2 separate regions of the Homo sapiens genome follow, and region 1 is linked to region 2. The links are chromatin contacts, found by Hi-C or POLR2A ChIA-PET in ENCODE. All regions are on one chromosome and are shown on one strand. The core of a region is the stretch at or near the end of the contact, and the rest is flanking DNA. Distances in the headings are between cores, read along the strand shown. Region 1 holds the start of PCOLCE-AS1 (PCOLCE antisense RNA 1). Region 2 holds the start of ATP5MF-PTCD1 (ATP5MF-PTCD1 readthrough).

Region 1 (3,862 bases), core at 714-3,213, 1.1 Mb after region 2:
AGGGCTCCTGAGCTGAGGAAGCAGGGGCGGGGGGAGGATGGGGGCTAGGGAGTCCTCAGAAGTTCCCGGAGATACTCCCTCACTGGACAGAGTGGGGTTCCCGATGACGTTACTTGAGGCCTGGGAGACGGCCTCTGCCCCTCACTGCTCCTCCCCCTCCTAAGGTCAACATTTATGTGTCCTAGACCTAGAGAGGTCCCAGGACACGCCACTGTCCCGCCTTCCCCATTGCCCGCCCCACTGGCCAGTCCCCACGCCCACACACCCAAGGCTGCCCCATCTGGCGCTGATTATCCTGCTGCTGCCGCCACCGCTGCTGCTGCTCTGCAAAATTCAGCTGCTGCCTCTGTCTTGAGGACCCCAGCGCCTTTCCCCCGGGGCCATGCTGCCTGCAGCCACAGCCTCCCTCCTGGGGCCCCTCCTCACTGCCTGCGCCCTGCTGCCTTTTGCCCAGGGCCAGACCCCCAACTACACCAGGTAGGTCTCTTGGCATCTTCCAGACAGCTCCAGTGAACTTCAGACCCCCGATTCCTTTGGGGTTATGCCTGGAGATATTTTGGGTTCCCTTGCTGACACACCACTCCCCAGATTCCCCACCGCCTCACCCTTCTCTGGCCCCCAAATCCTCCCCATCTGCTGCAAGACCTTGGTCTCCTGCAGGCCACCACTGCTCCCATTCCCCCACCTTCGTCCTCTGGTCTCTTAAGTCTCCCCACCCACCCAGATCCTTGACCCCCCATAGAACCCAAGAGAGAGCCAAGCTCCTGAACTTGCCTGGTAGCTGGATTCCAGGAAGGAATTCGAGAGGGATTGTAGGGGGAGGAGGGGGCAGTGAGTGGAGACTTGGGAGTCAGAATCTGAAGTAGTTTGGAACAGGGGCAGGGCTAAGGTGTGGAGCTCGCGGAGCCTGGCCTCCAGGTTCAATCAGAGGGCCATCGCCACTGCAGCTCCCTCCATCTCTCCACCCCCTCCCCCCCACCGCCTCGTGGCTGTGTCCACATCTGGAAGTAGTTAGGCGGCTCCTGTCCCTGGACTGCCAGGCAGAGTGAGGCGGGAGTCTGGAAGGGGGGCCGAGGAGGATTCCGGGAATTCCTGTTGGGGTGGGGGTGGGGACTCTTGGGGTTGGAGGGATGGTCGAGTTGCCAGGCCCACTTTTCCCTTATCTTTGTGGGAGTCTGGGACACCCCAGCCCTGTCCTGGCTGGTGGAAGCTGCCCCAGGTCTCTCAAGGCCTTTCCATTTCATCCCCCAGCTTCCCTCCTTGGAGTTTCATCCTCATCACCTCATCCCCATCTTGCCAGTGCTCCCCCGTCCCACCCGTCCCTGCTCTTTCCTGACCCCTTTTCTGTTCTCCAGACCCGTGTTCCTGTGCGGAGGGGATGTGAAGGGGGAATCAGGTTACGTGGCAAGTGAGGGGTTCCCCAACCTCTACCCCCCTAATAAGGAGTGCATCTGGACCATAACGGTGAGAAACCCCTCTGGGCACTACCCCTTGTTAAAGTCTCAGAGGCAAAAAGGCCTGACTGCGAAGGGACCCCCCCCCCGTCCCCCCCGCACCACCTTCTCAACCTGGGGCAGCTCCAAGTGTCTTCCCTCTGTCACTGAAGGCATCATTCCCACCGTAACACGCATCATCTTAACCCTTCCCTCAAATCTTCATTCTCCAGTCCCCGGCCCTCCCTCCTCTTCCAAAGCCTCAGCTCTTGTCCCCTGCACAGGCTACCAGCAGAGCTGCAGAGACCAGGCCCTCTGCTCTGCACTCACATGGAGGCCCCTTCCCATTCAGTCCGTTTCTGCAAGAAACGCTTGGGGCAGGGGAGCTGCCCTCTGGCTGGGTTGTGTGGGGCCTGACTCTGTGGGTCCCCGCCTCTGTCCCCGCTATCAGGTCCCCGAGGGCCAGACTGTGTCCCTCTCATTCCGAGTCTTCGACCTGGAGCTGCACCCCGCCTGCCGCTACGATGCTCTGGAGGTCTTCGCTGGGTCTGGGACTTCCGGCCAGCGGCTCGGACGCTTTTGTGGGACCTTCCGGCCTGCGCCCCTAGTCGCCCCCGGCAACCAGGTGACCCTGAGGATGACGACGGATGAGGGCACAGGAGGACGAGGCTTCCTGCTCTGGTACAGCGGGCGGGCCACCTCGGGCACTGGTGAGAACTCCCTCACCTCCGCCTTCCCCCCCTCCAGGCCCCGCCCCGGCCGCAGCCCCGCCCCCAGCCCTAACCTCCGCCCCGCCCACCCCGCGCCCCAGTGCCTAGGGCCCCCTACCTCCCTGACCCATTTTCCTCACTAACCGCCCCTTCAGTCCCTCCTCCCCGTCTTCTCTCCCCTCCTCCCGCACCCACCCATCCCTCTTCCAGGGCCCCCCCCAGGCGCGAGGCGGAAATGGGTCACCGACCCGCGGGTGGAATGGGCGGCCTGGGGTTACTGGGACGGTGAGTAACTGCCGGCCCCCGTCCGCAATCGGGCTCCCTCCGTCGGGCGCGAGGGGGCACCCCAGGGCTGGGGGGACTAGGTTCCTCCAACCCCGGGGGGCCCCTACACCCAGCCCTGGGCTCCCGATTGCGGTCCCATCACCCCCTCCTGGCGGCAGAAGTCTCCCTTGCAATGTTTCAGGCGGGGACCTCCCTAAAGGGGTCCTCGGGGGCTGTGCCCCAAGTCGAGGACACCCTCTCCAGCCTGAAAGGGGACTCTGCTGCAGGGCCGGGGAGATGGGATCTCCTAGGGGAAGAGGCGCGGTGCGGCCGCGGGTCGGGGAGGGGCCAGAAGGGGGCGTCCAGCCAGTTCCTCCTCCCGCTTCCACCGCCCGCCAGTGCGCCCTGCGGCCCCAGACTTCCCCGAGCCGCGCTCCTCCCGGCCGCTCTCTGTTAACCTGCCCCCATCTTACCTCCCCTTCTTCTCGTCCCCTCATCCTGAGCCCCAGACATCCGAGCTGCCTGCCGGGGCTCCCAGCCTAGAGTTCTCCTGAAGCTGACCGAGGGTCTCCACCGCCCCCCACCCCCGCTCCTCTCTCCCCTCCCCAGAGCACCAATTTTGCGGGGGGCGGCTGGAGAAGGCCCAGGGAACCCTGACCACGCCCAACTGGCCCGAGTCCGATTACCCCCCGGGCATCAGCTGTTCCTGGCACATCATCGCGCCCCCGGACCAGGTACCGACCCTCCTCCCCGGGCTGCCCTAGGGGACCCAGGCGGCGCCCTCCAGCTTGCAGCCAGCAGAGATTTATTGAAGATCTGCTGTGTCCCGAGCACTGCGCTTGCGCTGGTGGGCACCCAAAACAGCCCCAACCCCTGCATGCACGCAAACAAAAATGTAAAAATTACAACTGAGACAAGTCTCAGGAGAGCGAGGTACAGGGTCCTGGTATAACACGCGGGCCTGTCACTTGTGAGTGCGCCAGGACTTGACCTTGCCAACCACGACGACCGACACCCCTGCAGGGTCCCATGGGTGTGTGTGGTCCTCCGTGCTGTGGTGTGAACGCCTTCAGGAGGGGGGCCCAGAGGACGCGGGAGGTGGGAGTGGGAGCTGCTGCAGGCACCCAGTAGGAGATGAGGTGCAGGCGCCCAGGGGTGTCCCGCCGCGCAGTCCCCGCCTCCGCCCGCCGCCAGGTCATCGCGCTGACCTTCGAGAAGTTTGACCTGGAGCCGGACACCTACTGCCGCTATGACTCGGTCAGCGTGTTCAACGGAGCCGTGAGCGACGACTCCCGGAGGCTGGGGAAGTTCTGCGGCGACGCAGTCCCGGGGTGAGGGGCGGGACCTGGGCGAGTCCGGGAGAGAGTCGGCGGACCGCACGCACGCGGCTGTTTGGAGGGGCGGGGTTCAGCTAAAGGGACGGGATCTGAACCCCAGGGCTCCAAACCGGCGAGG
Region 2 (3,371 bases), core at 388-2,887:
GCGGGCGCCTGTAGTCCCAGCTACTCAGGAGGCTGAGGCAGGAGAATGGCGTGAACCCGGGAGGCAGAGCTTGCAGTGAGCTGAGATCGCGCCACTGCACTCCAGCCTGGGCGACAGAGCGAGACTCCATCTCAAAAAAACAAACCAGAGGTCAGGCGCAGTGGCTCACGCTGGTAATCTCAACACTTTGGGAGGTCGAAGCAGGTGACTCACTTGAGGTCAAGAGTTTGAGACCAGCCTGGTCAACGTGGCGAAACCCATCTCTACTAAAAATACAAAAAAAAATTAGCCGGGCGTAGGTACTGGTGTGTGCCTGTAATCCCAGATACTTGGGAGGCTGAGGCAGCAGAATCATTTGAACCTGGGAGGCAGAGGTTGCAGAGACGAGATCAGCTACTGCACTCTAGCCTGGGCGACAGCGTGAGACTCCATGTCAAAAAAAAAGAATACAGAAACGCAGTGGCTCACACCTGTAGTCCCAGCACTTTGGGAGGCCGAGGTACATGGATCACCTGAGGTCAGGGGTTCAAGACTAGCCTGGCCAACGTGGTGAAAGCCCGTCTCTACTAAAAATACAAAAATTAGCTGGGCATGGTGGCCTGCGCCTGTAATCCCAGCTACTCGGAGGCTGAGGCTGGAGAATCGCTTGAACCCAGGAGGCAAAGGTTACAGTGAGCCGAGATCACACCATTGCACTCCACCCTGGGCGACAAGAGCGAAACGCCATCTCAAAAAAAAAATGATAAAAAAAAACCAGAAACTGAGCTAAGACACACATGTGTTAATCAAAACTCTGCCACTATCAGGCTGTGTGACCTCAGAGAGGCCACACCACATCCCGAACAGTTATTTCCCTCATCTGTAAAATGGAATCGACTTTCCCAACAAGGACTCTCTGACAAGGCTACTATGGAGCATCTAGGGCTAACTATTCAAAAACAAACAAACAAAAATCATCAGTGTGCACAGCGGGATGAATGTAGCGATTTACACATGGGTGTCTCGGAAAAGCCTGCTAGTCATAAGGCCGTCCTAGAGAATAAAGTTCATTTACCACGAATCCTCAGGTTTGAATACCAGCTCAGCCCTCGCACGAGTTGTGACCTTGAACAGGTCACCTCGCCTCTCTGATTCAACATATATGCATCGAACCTTACATGGTATCAGGTACAGTCCTAGTCCTGAGCTCCTCCTGGAGCTTCATCTGAGCTTAAGCCTTGGGAAAAAAGGGCAAAAGCTGCGCCTAACATTCAAGTGCAAAGCAACTGGGTCGCAGCGGGAGAGGGAAGCGGCTATTTCTTAGCGGAAAGAGGAACAGTGGCCCAAGGCGGCGCATTCCCAGGCCCAGAAGCGCGTGCCCCAGATGCCTTCACCCTCCACGCCTAACCCGGTTGGCGCAGGCCCTGGGCAGCAGGAAGGCGCGCCTGGGCAGGCGGAGCGGGGTCTGGCGCGCCTCAAGTGAGGTCGTGGCGAAGTGCCTGAGCAAAGGGCAGGCAGCTCCGCAGCTTCCTTCTCTCCCAGTGTGGCTCTGGACCCTGGACCCTGGCTCCTGCTTCCACCACGGAGTCCAAACAGCCTTACCTGGGGCCGGACACTCACCAACTGACGCCATTTTGGAGTCCTGGTGTCCGCTGTGCCGGACCGCGCGAGGGCTGCTGGGTAGGGAATGCACGCCCCATCCAGGGGCGTAGAGCAGAGGCTCACGGGAAGCAGGTCACAACTGCGAACACCCTGGAACTACTAGAAGGCCATGAAGCGAAGGGCGAGGTGCCTGGACAGCAAAAATCCGAGGGTCCTGCAGTTAGAGAGAGGGGCGCCTCAGCCTGGGCTCTCTACCTTAAAAGGTGGGAAGAGGCCGCGCTGGGACTACAAGCGTGCACCAGCACAGCAAGCTAATTTTTGTATTTTTAGTAGAGACAGGGTTTCACCATGTTGGCCAGGCTGGCCTTGAACTCCTTTCCTCACGTGATCCCCCCGCCTCGGCCTCCCAAAGTTCTGGGGTTACCGGCGTGAGCCACCGCGCCCAGTCTATTTTTATTTTTATTTTTTACTTTTCAGACGAGCATTTACTTTTCAGACAGTGGCTTGATCACGGCTGACTGCAGCCTTGAACTCCCGGAGTCAAGCGATCCACCCATCTCAGCCTCCCAAGTAGCTAGGACTACAGGCTCACATCACCACTTCCAGCTTTTTTTTTTTTTTTTTTTTTTTTTTTTTTTTTTTGGTGGAAACAGTGTGGTGAGGAGTGGGGGTAGAGGCTCTCTATTTTGCTCAGGCTGGTCTTGAACTCCTGGCCTCAAGCGTTCTTCCTCCACCTCCGAAGTAGCTGGGACTACAGGTGCACGCCACCACGCCCAGCTAATTATATTTTGTAGAGAAGGCGTCTCCCTATGTTGCCTAGACTGCTCTTAAACTCTTGGCCTCGAGCGTTCCTCCTACCTCGGCCTCCCAAAATACTGGAACTGCCGGCATGAACCACACTGCCCGGGCTACTTCAATTTTGATTATTTTAATTAATTTATTTATTTATTTAGAGACAGAGTCTCGCTCTGTCACCCAGGCTAGAGTGCAGTGGCGCGATCTCGGCTCACTGCCAGCTCCACCTCCGGGGTTCACTCCATTCTCCTGCCTCAGCCTCCCGAGTAGCTGGGACTACAGGCGCCCACCACCACGCCTGGCTAATTTTTTGTATTTTTTTGTATTTTTAGTAGAGACGGGGTTTCAACATGTTAGCCAGGATGGTCTCAATCTCCTGACCTCGTGATCCACCCGCTTCGGCCTCCCAAAGTTCTAGGATTACAGGCGTGAGCCACCGCGCCGGGCCTCCGATTTTTAAAACAACCTCGAGAGCAGGTCTTGTAGTCATAACTTGCCAAATAAATGCCACCCTCGTTCAGTTCATTCTGCTACATTTCTTGTTTCAGAGGTGGCATTGTGGGGCTCCTCCATGTCTGCTTCCCTTCTCCCCAGGCAGTGAAAATCGCATATACAATTATAGGTGTGTGAAAGCACGGCCAGCATCGCCAGTGGGAATTAAAAATGGTTAAAAAAACAAAACAAAACAAACAGGCCAGGTGCGGTGGTTCACGCCTGTAATCCTAGCACTTTGGGAGGCAGAGGTGGGCGGATCACTTGAGGTCAGGTGTTCAAAACCAGCCGGGCCAACATGGTGAAAATACGAAAAAAATTAGCTGAGCGCGGTGGCAGGTGCCTGCAATTCCAGCTACTTGGGAGGCTGAGGCAGGAGAATCACTTGAACCTGGGAAGTGGAGGTTGCAGCGAGCGGAGGTCAAGCCACTGCACTCCAGCCTGGGCGGCAGAGCAAGACTCTGTCTCAAAAAAAACAAAAAACAAACAAACAAAAAAAAACC

What was found. A loop is a pair of places that touch in the nucleus more often than their neighbours do. ChIA-PET counts read pairs that join two places held with the same protein, here RNA polymerase II (POLR2A). Pooled maps may share reads with other maps.
Region 1: a loop to region 2 is called in a pooled map, with 4 times the contacts of the local background. The contact joins the promoter of PCOLCE-AS1 here to the promoter of ATP5MF-PTCD1 in region 2. A Hi-C loop is called at or near these places in 1 of 37 single-sample maps with no recorded cell type and 6 of 50 pooled maps. POLR2A ChIA-PET finds 5 or more read pairs at or near these places in 1 of 52 experiments (activated naive CD4-positive, alpha-beta T cell).

Annotation. Positions count from the first base shown.
Region 1 is chr7:100,602,075-100,605,936 of GRCh38, forward strand. PCOLCE-AS1 (PCOLCE antisense RNA 1) reads right to left here and starts at 1,964. Exons shown (of 9, transcript NR_038910.1): 1 at 1,764-1,964; 2 at 266-1,092. PCOLCE (procollagen C-endopeptidase enhancer) reads left to right here and starts at 289. Exons shown (of 9, transcript NM_002593.4): 1 at 289-477; 2 at 1,356-1,464; 3 at 1,885-2,143; 4 at 3,017-3,141; 5 at 3,602-3,738. The coding sequence starts at 383. RefSeq lists enhancers at 1,398-2,190, 3,626-3,695, 3,706-3,795 and silencers at 2,198-2,577, 2,758-2,907.
Region 2 is chr7:99,464,530-99,467,900 of GRCh38, forward strand. It overlaps ATP5MF-PTCD1 (ATP5MF-PTCD1 readthrough), which reads right to left and starts at 1,638. Exons shown (of 9, transcript NM_001198879.2): 1 at 1,600-1,638. The coding sequence starts at 1,612. It overlaps ATP5MF (ATP synthase membrane subunit f), which reads right to left and starts at 1,638. Exons shown (of 4, transcript NM_004889.5): 1 at 1,582-1,638. The coding sequence starts at 1,612. RefSeq lists enhancers at 807-1,424, 1,425-2,040, 1,707-1,826.